2 separate regions of the Homo sapiens genome follow, and region 2 is linked to region 1. The links are chromatin loops, found by intact Hi-C in ENCODE. Cell type or tissue: psoas muscle. All regions are shown on one strand. Links, peaks and the distances in the headings refer to the core of each region. The heading gives the core; the rest is flanking DNA. Region 1 holds the start of LOC124902329 (a long non-coding RNA gene). Region 2 overlaps TLE4 (TLE family member 4, transcriptional corepressor).

Region 1 (5,379 bases), core at 198-5,197:
GGCAGAAGCAAGGAGTCCAATGCTCACAGAATGCACAGAAGAAGAAACAAGGTGGACGATGTTCAGATAAAAAACATCAGAGATGCCCTGATTTGAAGGAAACAAACATGTTTGTGTCTCACACAATAAAAGATACACACATACCTTAGGAAACTAGAAAAAGATGAGTAAATTAAATCTAAAGTAAGCAAAAGAAAATATATACACAGAACTAGCATTTAGAAAACCATGGCATAGATCACGGGTGTCCAATCTTTTGGCTTCCCTGGGCCACACTGGAAGAAGAAATCACACACACATCCCATTTTATGTGGGCTACACATAAAATACACTAACGATAACTGATGAGCTTAAAAAAAATTGCAAAGAAAAATCTCATACTGTTTTAAGAAAGTTTAAAATTTGTGTTGGGCCACTTTCAAAGCTATCCTGGGCCACATGTGGCCCACAGGCCCTGGGGTTGCACAAGCTTGGCATAAATCATTATACGTGAGTCAAGGATTTCAACCAAGAAATGTCAAAGTATTTGGGAAATAAATAGTTAAGTGGTATGACAACAGTTAAGTATGACACCTTTCTTCCCAGACTAGAGCAAATGAGTTGTCAGTATCTCCCCATGGCTTTCACCTACAGGTACAACTTCCTTAGACAATTAATTTCAGTCCAGTCTTGCTCAGCACCACTACCATTATACATTCTGTTCCCACTGGGCCTGCTCACACAAACAACATAATTCATGTGGGAAAACAACTCATTGGCAAATCAGCTTCATCAACATCCCCAAGACAACCTTCTACTTCTGAACACAACCCACAGATCCTGCAGAAATGTGATGAGACCAAAGCCATACCAGCGATCATATACAGGGGTCTGTGCCTACAGAGGCCCAAAGTCTAATACCACCCCAGGGATAATTCGAACTTTTCCCTGTCACCTTAGAACATGACACCCCAGCCTGGTTACAGCTCTGTAGGTCACACATTCTTCCCATTCTCCATCTCCATAAAGCAGAGCTGCTTAAAGTAAAAAATACACACTAGTCTGGATCAGGCAGGGGGCAGTCAGGTTTCCAAAAGAAATGCAGATACACCCCTTGACTCTCATTCACCAAGCCATCTAATCTAGCCATAAGCAAATCCTAAGTAAAAACAGGCAAATGGGGACATGACTGGTGGTAGGTTTTGTGGTCACAGCTAAAGGAGGAGAAAAGACAACATACCCTTTGTTTATCAAGACCCAAAAGAGCATGTGAATTCAGAGTGTCAACAAGATTTGTGAATATGAGTGCCCCCTCCCCAGTATATACCTATGAAGGGTACCCATAGTTACTCAAGTCTAACCCAGTCCAGACCAAAGAAAAAAATCATATACAGCAATCTGCATATCTATAATACACATGCAGGCTCAAATATTGGCCACATAACATTGGCACATGCCCGCTGGCAAGCAGGTGAATGAACCTCTCTCCTGAAAAGCAGTGACACAACACACTTATAGAACAACTGAAAGGGTAGGAAGAAAAGTGCCTCTGTGCCTTCTCAGCCCACAGCACAAAGTATTGCGGCTACAAGACATGCAGATATTTCATTAGCTCCTTCCTTCTTAGAGTGGATCTTACCTGAGCAAATGAAGGCATTCAGTAATCCAGAAGCAAAAAATTATCTTTTTCCAGTATTCTCACTTCAACTTTGTAACTACCAAAAGTAAGCAGGGAGAGAAAAAAAAACCACAAGGAAGCCAACAAGCACTAGAAATGCATCGCTTTATTCCAACCTGTGCCTGTTTGCTGATGGCATGCACTTCCCCTGTAGGTGAGCAAGAGAACTAGTGAGCCGCATGCCAGGCCTTAGCAATGTGCTAAGCCTACCATCACCAAAGCCTAATTTTGAGAAAAGTGGCACTCAGAGAAACGAGTTCAATGAGTTCATCTTGCAGGTCTTTTCCCAAAAGCACAATAATATAAAGACTTAATCAGGAAACAAGAAGTAAATGTTTAAAAGTAGCTAGCCAAAAGCTTCATTAGTTTGTTTACTACAAAAAGTCTTTCCATTTGATATGTCTTCTGCCAATTCTTAATGCCCAATGACAATAGTACAGAGTAAGCTCCTGTTTTCCTGGCAATTTTTCAGTCTACCCTATTAGGTACCATTATGACAAACAAGCATAATTCTGAGCAACACGACAAAGATAGCAAAATATTTTAACGACTGAATTTTGCTTAGCCCAACTAGAAAATATTCCATTATGTAAACACATATAAATTATATCCCACAGAAAGTTACTAAGGTATACAAGTTGGAGTGAGAACACTGTTTCTTAGAAATGAAAATAAAATACAAACACCAAGAGACTGGCAAGGCCAGAGAGTCAGTTCTACAATCCCTTTTCTGCAAAACCACTAAAATGGCAACTTCTAGTCCAGTGCCTAAAATCAACTACCTTACCTCTTGGGACAGGAAAGGAATGACTTGTGCACAGATAGCATTCAGCCTCTTGACAATCTCTGCCTGCAAAAAATAAGGGAAAGGAAAGCAATAAAGAGAACAGTCAGCTGGTTACAGATTCCCCAAATATTAACAGGATGATATTAAAACATACTTTATAATTTGGCTGGCATATTTCCTAAGGAAGAGGAAAACTATCTCATCAGTAAGCCCATTAAAAGGAAGCAGTGACAACAGTGCCACATTAACAGCACAATTTATTAACCAGCATTCATCTTAAAAAGTTAACCTTCAAGCATCAGGGCAATATAAAATGGAATTTAATTTCCATGACTGGAAATCAGTTTTCAACAGCCTTCACCAGGACCCTTGCTCATACTAATGTTTTCCATAAAACCTGCAGTCTTCTAAGTCTTAAGAATTTAGATAAGTAAAGATACATTCTTTCCTACATCTCAACTCCATCAATTAGCAAATCATTGGATTTCTATATTTGTGGCCTTTGCTTTAAAAACATTGGTGCTGTGATTTTAAACTCAAGACCCTAAACTTCTGAAACAGCAGCACCCAAACAACCCAAAAAAGTTGGCTAATTCGGATTCTTACAAATTCTTGGAGAACAAAATGTTTTCTTCAACCATAAAAATTTCCAAATGTGTCCTACCAAGGTTTTCAGTGTGCAGAGGTTGAGATATGCTAAAATCTTATTACACTTAGCAGGAAGCAATCTGTATGTATCTGGAAACTATCCTTGGGAACTTTTTTTTTTTTTTTTTTTTTTTACTGTGGATATGCAAAAGTCCCAACAATGTCAAAGAACAGTCTATTCTCTAATAATTTTTATAAGTACAGACATTTTAAACCAATAAGATGCTACAGTAAGTTAAAAGAAAAACCACCACTACATGTTTTCTTTAAAAAGTTACTCACAGTTTTACCAATGTTTATCTTAATTTGTATTTTTCAGATGGTGCCTTGTATATTTTGTGATGTATAAATACACAGTTTTTTTTAATACACGTACATACAAAATAGTTTATATTTTAATGATGGAATGGAGGAAAGAGAGCTAAGAAGAATTGAAAGGCAGAAAATGTAAAGCAATTACTATCCCTAAGACATTCTTAAATTCCATCCAGGGTCAGTTCCTCATTTTATGTGAGGCCCAAAATGCCTTTTCTTGCCAAGTCATTACCAGAATGACAGTGACACTCTACTTGTGCAATCTAGGCTTCCTTCTTTCATCAGCAACCCTTCTAACTGTGTAGCTATGCAATCTTTTAAATGCCAGCACCTTAAAAACTTTACCAGCCAAAAGAAAACACAAATTCACCATGAAGTTTCAAATCCAAGCTTTCCATTCCAGCCTGCATTCCTAACAGTATGGACAAAAACCCAGCACCAATAAGCTGCAGTGAATAAGGACCCAACTGTGCTGACCTGATTTAATTTACTGCACTGGCCCCATGGAGCATTTAGCCATCCTTTAAGAATGCTTAAGCCACCATGAAGAGCTGCAATGGGAATCACCAAACCACTCTCCACCTGGACGAACATACCACAGTGGTTATGGGGTGAAATTCCAGGGTGAGCAATAAAAATAGAGTAGCATTCACCAGGCTGAAAGTACAGCATCTCAAATGCATTTGGTTGTTAAGCTTTTTGCAGGGAGAGGTGGAGGGGGAGAGAATAAAAGATAATGAGACACTTTGGGGCAGACCAAACTGATGATTCTAATGCTTAGAACCATCTGCCAAGCATATTTTCGTCATTATGTTGTTTACATAAATAAAATAGTCCCTTGCTAGGAGGGCTGAAAAATGTGTGGGCACATAAGAAAACTGAGTTCTTTAGTTCGCCTACATAATCTAGGCAATAAAAACGACTCTAAGGAAACTTATTCATCTGGTGAAATAAAATTTTGGACCTAGGCTGTATTAAGTCTGAGCAACTATTTTTTAAAAAAATTCTACATTTTCTTAAAAATAAATGTAAAAAGGAGAAGAGCCTTTTTATTCAATCACATAGGTTAACACACACACAACAGAAACGGGAGGGCAGAAACCTTCCAAACTTCCGTTAAAGATCTCCTTTTGTTTAAAAGACTTCTTAATTTCTTTAAGTTGTCATGCCAATGGATTTTCATGGTCAGGCTAATTGGCAGTGGGGGGGTGGGGTGTGTGTGTGATTTCATAAAATTAAGCAGGTCATTCTTCACTTTGAAATCTAAAGTTGCCTCGGAAACACTGCTGCTCCCATGGTCATCTAATTTCGCCTCTTTTGTCCCACAGGACCCAGCTTTAGGGAGGCATCATTTATTTACAGGCCTTTCCACTGGGCTTTAGCGATCAGCCAATAACACTGTGGACACACACTTCTAATGGCCTATGTTTTGAAACTGAGTCTAATATAATGGCGTGGGGCCCAAACTCCTTTTCCAGCACAGCCATTAAAGGATGTAGGTTATTGCTGTTGTCACCATTGATATTTGTCATTGTAATGTAATTAGGGCCCTAAAATGATGCATTACAGCCCTTGGCACAGCTTCTATTAAAATCTTTTCTTCTGCTCACTGAACTGCGACCTGCTTTCTGATGAATAACAGACAGACAGCTTTAGGGTAAGGAGCAGATTCATCAAAGAAGTATTTTTCAGCTTTGGGGAAAGAAGGAAAAAAAGGCAACCTAGGAGGAAAAGCAATAGGGGAGGAAAAGCCACAACACACATTTGAATTTCATCTGACCACTTGAAATTCTGATTGCATCTGATGAATCTTGCTTAGACAATATATTCCCAGTCTTTGAATCACATGGTTAATCAGGGCTCTAATCTGCTATCCATCAGGCTACGCCAGTACTGTTAGCTTCCAATCAAATTTATAGGTGATGTGGGTCATGCATCCCTGAGCAAGTACATTCACAGATAGCCCATTTAA
Region 2 (5,379 bases), core at 265-5,264, 80 kb before region 1:
AGACAGTTAAAGCTGGTGCCTTTTCACTGCTGCTCTCCTCACCAATCAAGGATGCAGGCCCCTCCCCCAAGGTCAGTGCCCAGTCCTGGCCACTGGGTGGGCATGCAATGAATATTCATTGTTGGATAAATGTATGAAGGCCACCTTTTTAAAAATTGTAATAGAAATTAATCTTTCCTATAAGAGGGAAAGTTTTCAACAGGTTATCCCTTTCCTTGTCTCTCATCACACACTCCTCAGCTGTCTGTGACCACAGGGAAACAAATCTTACTTAAGTCTGACCACTGAAAAGACAGGATTTAAAGGAATCCTGCCTGACAGACCCAGGGAAGAATGCACGCATCAGCAGTTTTTCTGTGCTGCTCATTTAGAGAATAGTGACCCTGGGGAGCTCCTTGAAATGTTTATCCCCCAAGGAGGTATGTGGTAAAAGGAAAAACATCCTTAGTCCTCCCCCCTGCTTTTTTTTTTTTCTGGTTAGTAAGTCACCACACACAGATGATGAAAGAAAAAGCCAAATATAAGGCAGACAGATATAATACTTGTTTTTTAAGGAAGATGTTTACATTGGTTGATATTTAAGTCATAGATGACTACCTGGTGCTTTACGTAAATTTTTATTATGTAAAGCAACATAAAGCATTATTAGTATCAGTTGTGACTGATAGTAACTTCAGTATGCTGAGGAATGAAAATAAATGAGACATAGATACTTAAGAGATACAATTTCAGTTCATTCTACAGAAACGATTTCGAGCTTTCACATGACAACAAGATCTAAGATGCAGGAGACTTTGAGGAAACAAAAAACACTGGAAGAACAGGTTGATTCACCAAGCATGTGCCAAAATTACTCTGGTCTAACCAGACAAGAGCACTCCACTAACCAGTGCTAAAATGTTGAAAGGTAAGTCCAGTTATGATCTAATCTCTCACCCTCCCCCAGCAAAAGATCACAGGTCAGAGAACTAAATTATAAAGGACTGATGAAAAATATCTTAGCTCCATTCTACTTGCCATTTCAGACAATTGTGAGTCCTGGTCTATCGCTCCTGTTTCTCTGACCTTTCCCTCTCCCTCTTTCTCCTTCCATTCGCTTCTCTCTTTTCCGTTCTCCACACTCCCCCCTCCGCCCTTGCCCTGCCAGCAATACCTCTGTCAATACTCTGTCTTGCTGGTGGCACTGTGGGCTAAAGAGGTTGTTGACCCTTATTCTAACATGTCCTTTTAGGTTAATTACTTTTGTATACTTGGTGTACCCAGTGACATTTAATCACTACAGCGCTACTCAGTAAACAGAAATGAATGGAGCCAACTGCAATTTGGCATCAAGCTAAGTGGTGCAGTAATAGCAGCATGCTGAAAATGGACTGCAAGAAAATACTCTCACTCACCACACAGAGAAATGAGGTGAATGCCATTTGATCAATCACTATTTTATTAAAAAGAATGCTAGCTCAGTGATGCGCTTTTGCTATTTAATACTAAATATGGTTCGAAGGACATGATGCACTTTTTAATGCAAGGACAATTCATAAGTGTTTGCTGAACAAATGAAGGAAGATTAAAATAACTCAAAGCAGAGGTACAACTTTTGTGGTTGAGTTTGTCTCTCTCTTTCCATGCATGCACACGTGTGGCATGTGTGCATGCATGTCCCACCGCAGGACAGCTCTCTGCTAACACAGCCAACAGTCTGCTATCTGGTAAGTCTTATGGTTTATAAACTTCCAGGGTATAGTAATTGAAACGCAGAAGATCCCACAACCTAATGCGTACAAGCAAGTATCCAGGAGCATGGGATTAAACAAATGGCATGTCACAGACATTTGAGCCACTGACAACATTTCTAAAACAGATACCCACTGACCTTCCTCCACTGAGAATAGAGAGTAGACTGGAGAGGTTATTAGCAGGCTTGACAGGGCCAGCTAGACCACAGAGGTTGGGTGGGGGAGATTCTGCCTAAGGGTTTTCAATGCTAGCAGGCAGATGGAAAAATGAGTCTTTATTCCTCTATCTGAAGAATAACAACGACTTCACAAGCAGAGATTCACGTTGTAATACCAGAAGAATCCCGTGACATAAGTTGAATAGCTATTCTGTGTTGGTAATGTTTTAGACACTGGAAACACAACAGTGAAAAAGGCACCAGCTTTATAGCCAGCACTGAGATTAGAGAGTAGAGTCTAAAGGGAAGGGAAGGGAATACACATGCACTCATGAGGTTTCAATCCTCAGCTCCAACATTTATCAACTGTGTGACTCCTAGCAAGTTAACCCCTTGGGGCTTTGTCATACCTATAAAACGGAGATAAGGATATTTCGCCTACAGGATTGTCACTGCTATAGTCTGAATGTCTGTGTCCCATCAAAAGTCATATGGTGAAACCTAACCCCTGAGGTGATGGTATTTGGAGGCTGTGCCTTTAAGAAGTGATTGGGTCAGGAGGGTAGAGCCTCAGAAATAAGATTAGCACCCTTATAAAATAGGCCTAGAGAAGCTCCTCTGCCCCTTTCACCATGTAAGGACAGCAAGAAGGCATCATCTATGAATCAGGCACTCATCAAGCATCTAATAGAGGCACCTTGTTTTTAGACTTCCCAGCCCCCAGAACTGTGAGAAATAAATTTCTACTTAAGCTACCCAGTTTATGGTAGTTTATCATAGCACCCCGAACAAACTAAGATAGTCATGACAATTAAACGAGATAACTACATGAAGTGGAGGCATACCGCCCTTCCTTTCATGATTGTTTCTGGGATCTGTCCTAAAAGGCAATGGCCAAGTCTCTGCCAGCAAACCAATCTGGGTAGCAGGAGGCCTGGAGAGCTGCTGTGAATGTCTCCTCTAAGCCTTTGAAAGAGGGTAATGGACACTTTTTCAAGCCTCAGGACCCTGGGGAAAAGCCACTCCACTTCTCCACAGTCAAAATTTCAGACAGCACATTCCAAAGTCTGGGTATCTTCCTGCCCTCCTGGATTGGTGTTCTCTTCAGAAGTCGCGCTCTTCCTCCAACTTGCAGAATTCATGTCAAATGTGCCTTCTAGGGCAACCTTGAGTTACAATGCTAAGTGAAGACTAGGTTTGCATCCTCAACTTCACTGGAATTTGACAAATAATTCTAAAGTGCTCTAAAGTGAGTGGGGCCTCAAAACTAACATGGGGGAGGGGGGCATGCAGACACATAATCCCTTATCAATAACAAAGCAGGAGGGTTATTATATTGAGTCCCCACTATTTGCCAGGCATTCTGCTGGGCCCTAAGGCACTAGAAATACAATTAAGAGGGCGAATGGGGACCTTGTTCTCACAGAGCACTGGTTCTAGTTAAGGGACATTAAAAATCAAGTAAAACAAGCTGCTAATAACATTAATAAAAAATAAAATAAATGCGAATGGCAATGTGTTACAAAGAACATAAGATGCTGAGACTGAGAATAACTAGCAGCCAGGTGGTCAGGAAACGCTTCTGCAAAAAGATGACATTCTGGCTGACACCTGAAGCAAAAGCTGGAGCCAAACCTCCTGACAGCCAGAAGACTGTTCTAGAAAGAGGGAATAACACATGCATAGCTCTGAAGAAGCGGAAAGCTGGCAATGGCACTGGAGCACACAGGAGGACTGGGTGCTGACGTGGAGGGAGCAGGTGGGAGAGCACAGAGGGGTGATGCTGGGAGAAAGGGGGTCCACAGTGTGCAGGCCCAGCACACGGTGAGGTGTGTGTTTTATTCTAAGGGCCACTGAAGGGGACTGTTGAGATGACACACATATCCTAAAAATCATTCAGAGAGGAGGCTCGAATCACAGTAAGAATTTTTAAAGCCCATAAGAACAGAAAAGATTACACTGCCTACCTCCATCCTTTGCAATTAAAAACAACACTAAGTGTACAATATAAACCTTCTGTGTATGCTAACATTAAATAGTAGAATTCTGGTTTCAAAATTCTGAATCAGATCATCAAAGCTGAGTTTTTACCACTTTTGGTGCCCCTACTTTACTCATGCTGTTGGTGTGGGCTAAAGTGGATCTGGCAGGTAACAGAGCCTTGGAGGAGAAATGGGGGGCCAGTAAGGAGCTGTTGCTGTGGTCCAGAGGGAAATGCTGGTGGTTTAGACTGGAGGGCTACTGGGGAAGGGGGAAGAGGATGAATCTGAGACATTAGGATATAAATGAGTGACTCACTTCACACAAATGTGTGTTCCTATGTGAATACAAAATTAGAATGGAATCAAGTTTGTCAATATAATGATGCCATCTTCATGCATTTGCAATAAGATACAGGTTCTTAGTGTAAAAATGGCAGGAATCACCAGGCATGGTGGCTCATGCCTGTAATCTCATTGCTTCGGGAGGCTGAGGCAGGCAGACTGCTTGAGTCCAAGAGTTCGAGACCAGACTGGGCAGCATGGCGAAACCCTGTCTCTACAGAAAATACAAAAAAAAAAAAAAAAAAAAAAAAAAAAGCCAGGAGTGGTGGCACATTCCTATAGTCCCAACTACCTTGTGGGAAGGTTAAAGTGGGAAGATCTCGAGCCTGGGAGGCTGCAGTGAGCAGAGATGGTGCCACTGCACTCCAGCCTGAGTGAGAGTGAGATCCCGTCTAAAAATTTGAAAAAAGAAAAAAAAAAAGAAGCAGGAGTCTTAGGTAACCTAAAAGAATATTCCTATCCTTAGGGAATCAAGGGACTGCAAGATGCGTGTGAACAGTATCCTCCAGGTTTATCAAAGAAGGTGAGAAACAACTAGGAACTTCATAACTACTGATCTAATCAACCAGAATTAAATTTCCACAAAGTGGTACCCAGTACTTAAGACAGATGTTAAAGAATAAATTCTGATCCTTACTCAAAAAACTTAGATAAAGGTTAAGCCATATTTATGTGACCAAGAGAAAACTGAATTGTAAGAGCATAATGAGGCATTAGTAAGAAATGACACTTCACGTTTATGAAGAGGTGAAATTTACCCACTGACACTTCCTATGGGAGGGGTAGACCTGGAACTGCTTGGGAAGAATTAGCATTACTAGGACCCAAATCTGCACTGAGGCTATTTCAAGCATGTGCATGTGAGGTGGCTAGGCTTAGGCTAAGTCTGGAAAGAAAGAGAGGAAGAGTAAGGTATAGAGCAACAAGGACCCCCAAAAGGAGTCTTAAAATCTGGGATGGGGTCATGGTTGGAATGAGACAAATCAGCAAGGAGTAAATAATTCAAAGGACCGGGCAGTGGTTCTAAGGTCTGTCAGGGGATAAGAATCACCTGTGGAGCTTTCAAAAAGCCCCATCTGGAACCCACCCCAGAACAATTAAATCAGACGCTGTCCAGAGAGGGTAGGCTTAAGTAAGTGGCCTGGATACAGGCAATCTTAAAAG

What was found. Hi-C counts contacts between places; a loop is a spot of excess contacts. Peaks named below come from ENCODE experiments on the same cell type or tissue, not always from the same donor. Only the 100,000 strongest peaks of a DNase experiment are listed, where the experiment ranks them.
Region 2: a loop joins it to region 1, with 2.6 times the contacts of the local background. A loop is called at or near these places in 3 of 110 quality-filtered maps.

What each region holds. Positions count from the first base shown.
Region 1 is chr9:79,609,784-79,615,162 of GRCh38, reverse strand. TLE4 (TLE family member 4, transcriptional corepressor) reads right to left here. Exons shown (of 20, transcript NM_007005.6): 5 at 2,445-2,507. It overlaps LOC124902329 (a long non-coding RNA gene), which reads right to left and starts at 2,438. Exons shown (of 2, transcript XR_007061903.1): 1 at 1,619-2,438; 2 at 1-87. RefSeq lists an enhancer at 3,321-5,379. In psoas muscle, for the core only: no CTCF peak of the experiment used is centred there; no DNase peak of the experiment used is centred there; H3K27ac peaks cover 3,153 bases.
Region 2 is chr9:79,689,871-79,695,249 of GRCh38, reverse strand. All of the region lies in intron 8 of TLE4 (TLE family member 4, transcriptional corepressor), which reads right to left. Among named protein-coding and RNA genes, the nearest start is that of TLE4, 120 kb to the right of the region's middle. In psoas muscle, for the core only: no CTCF peak of the experiment used is centred there; no DNase peak of the experiment used is centred there; H3K27ac peaks cover 687 bases.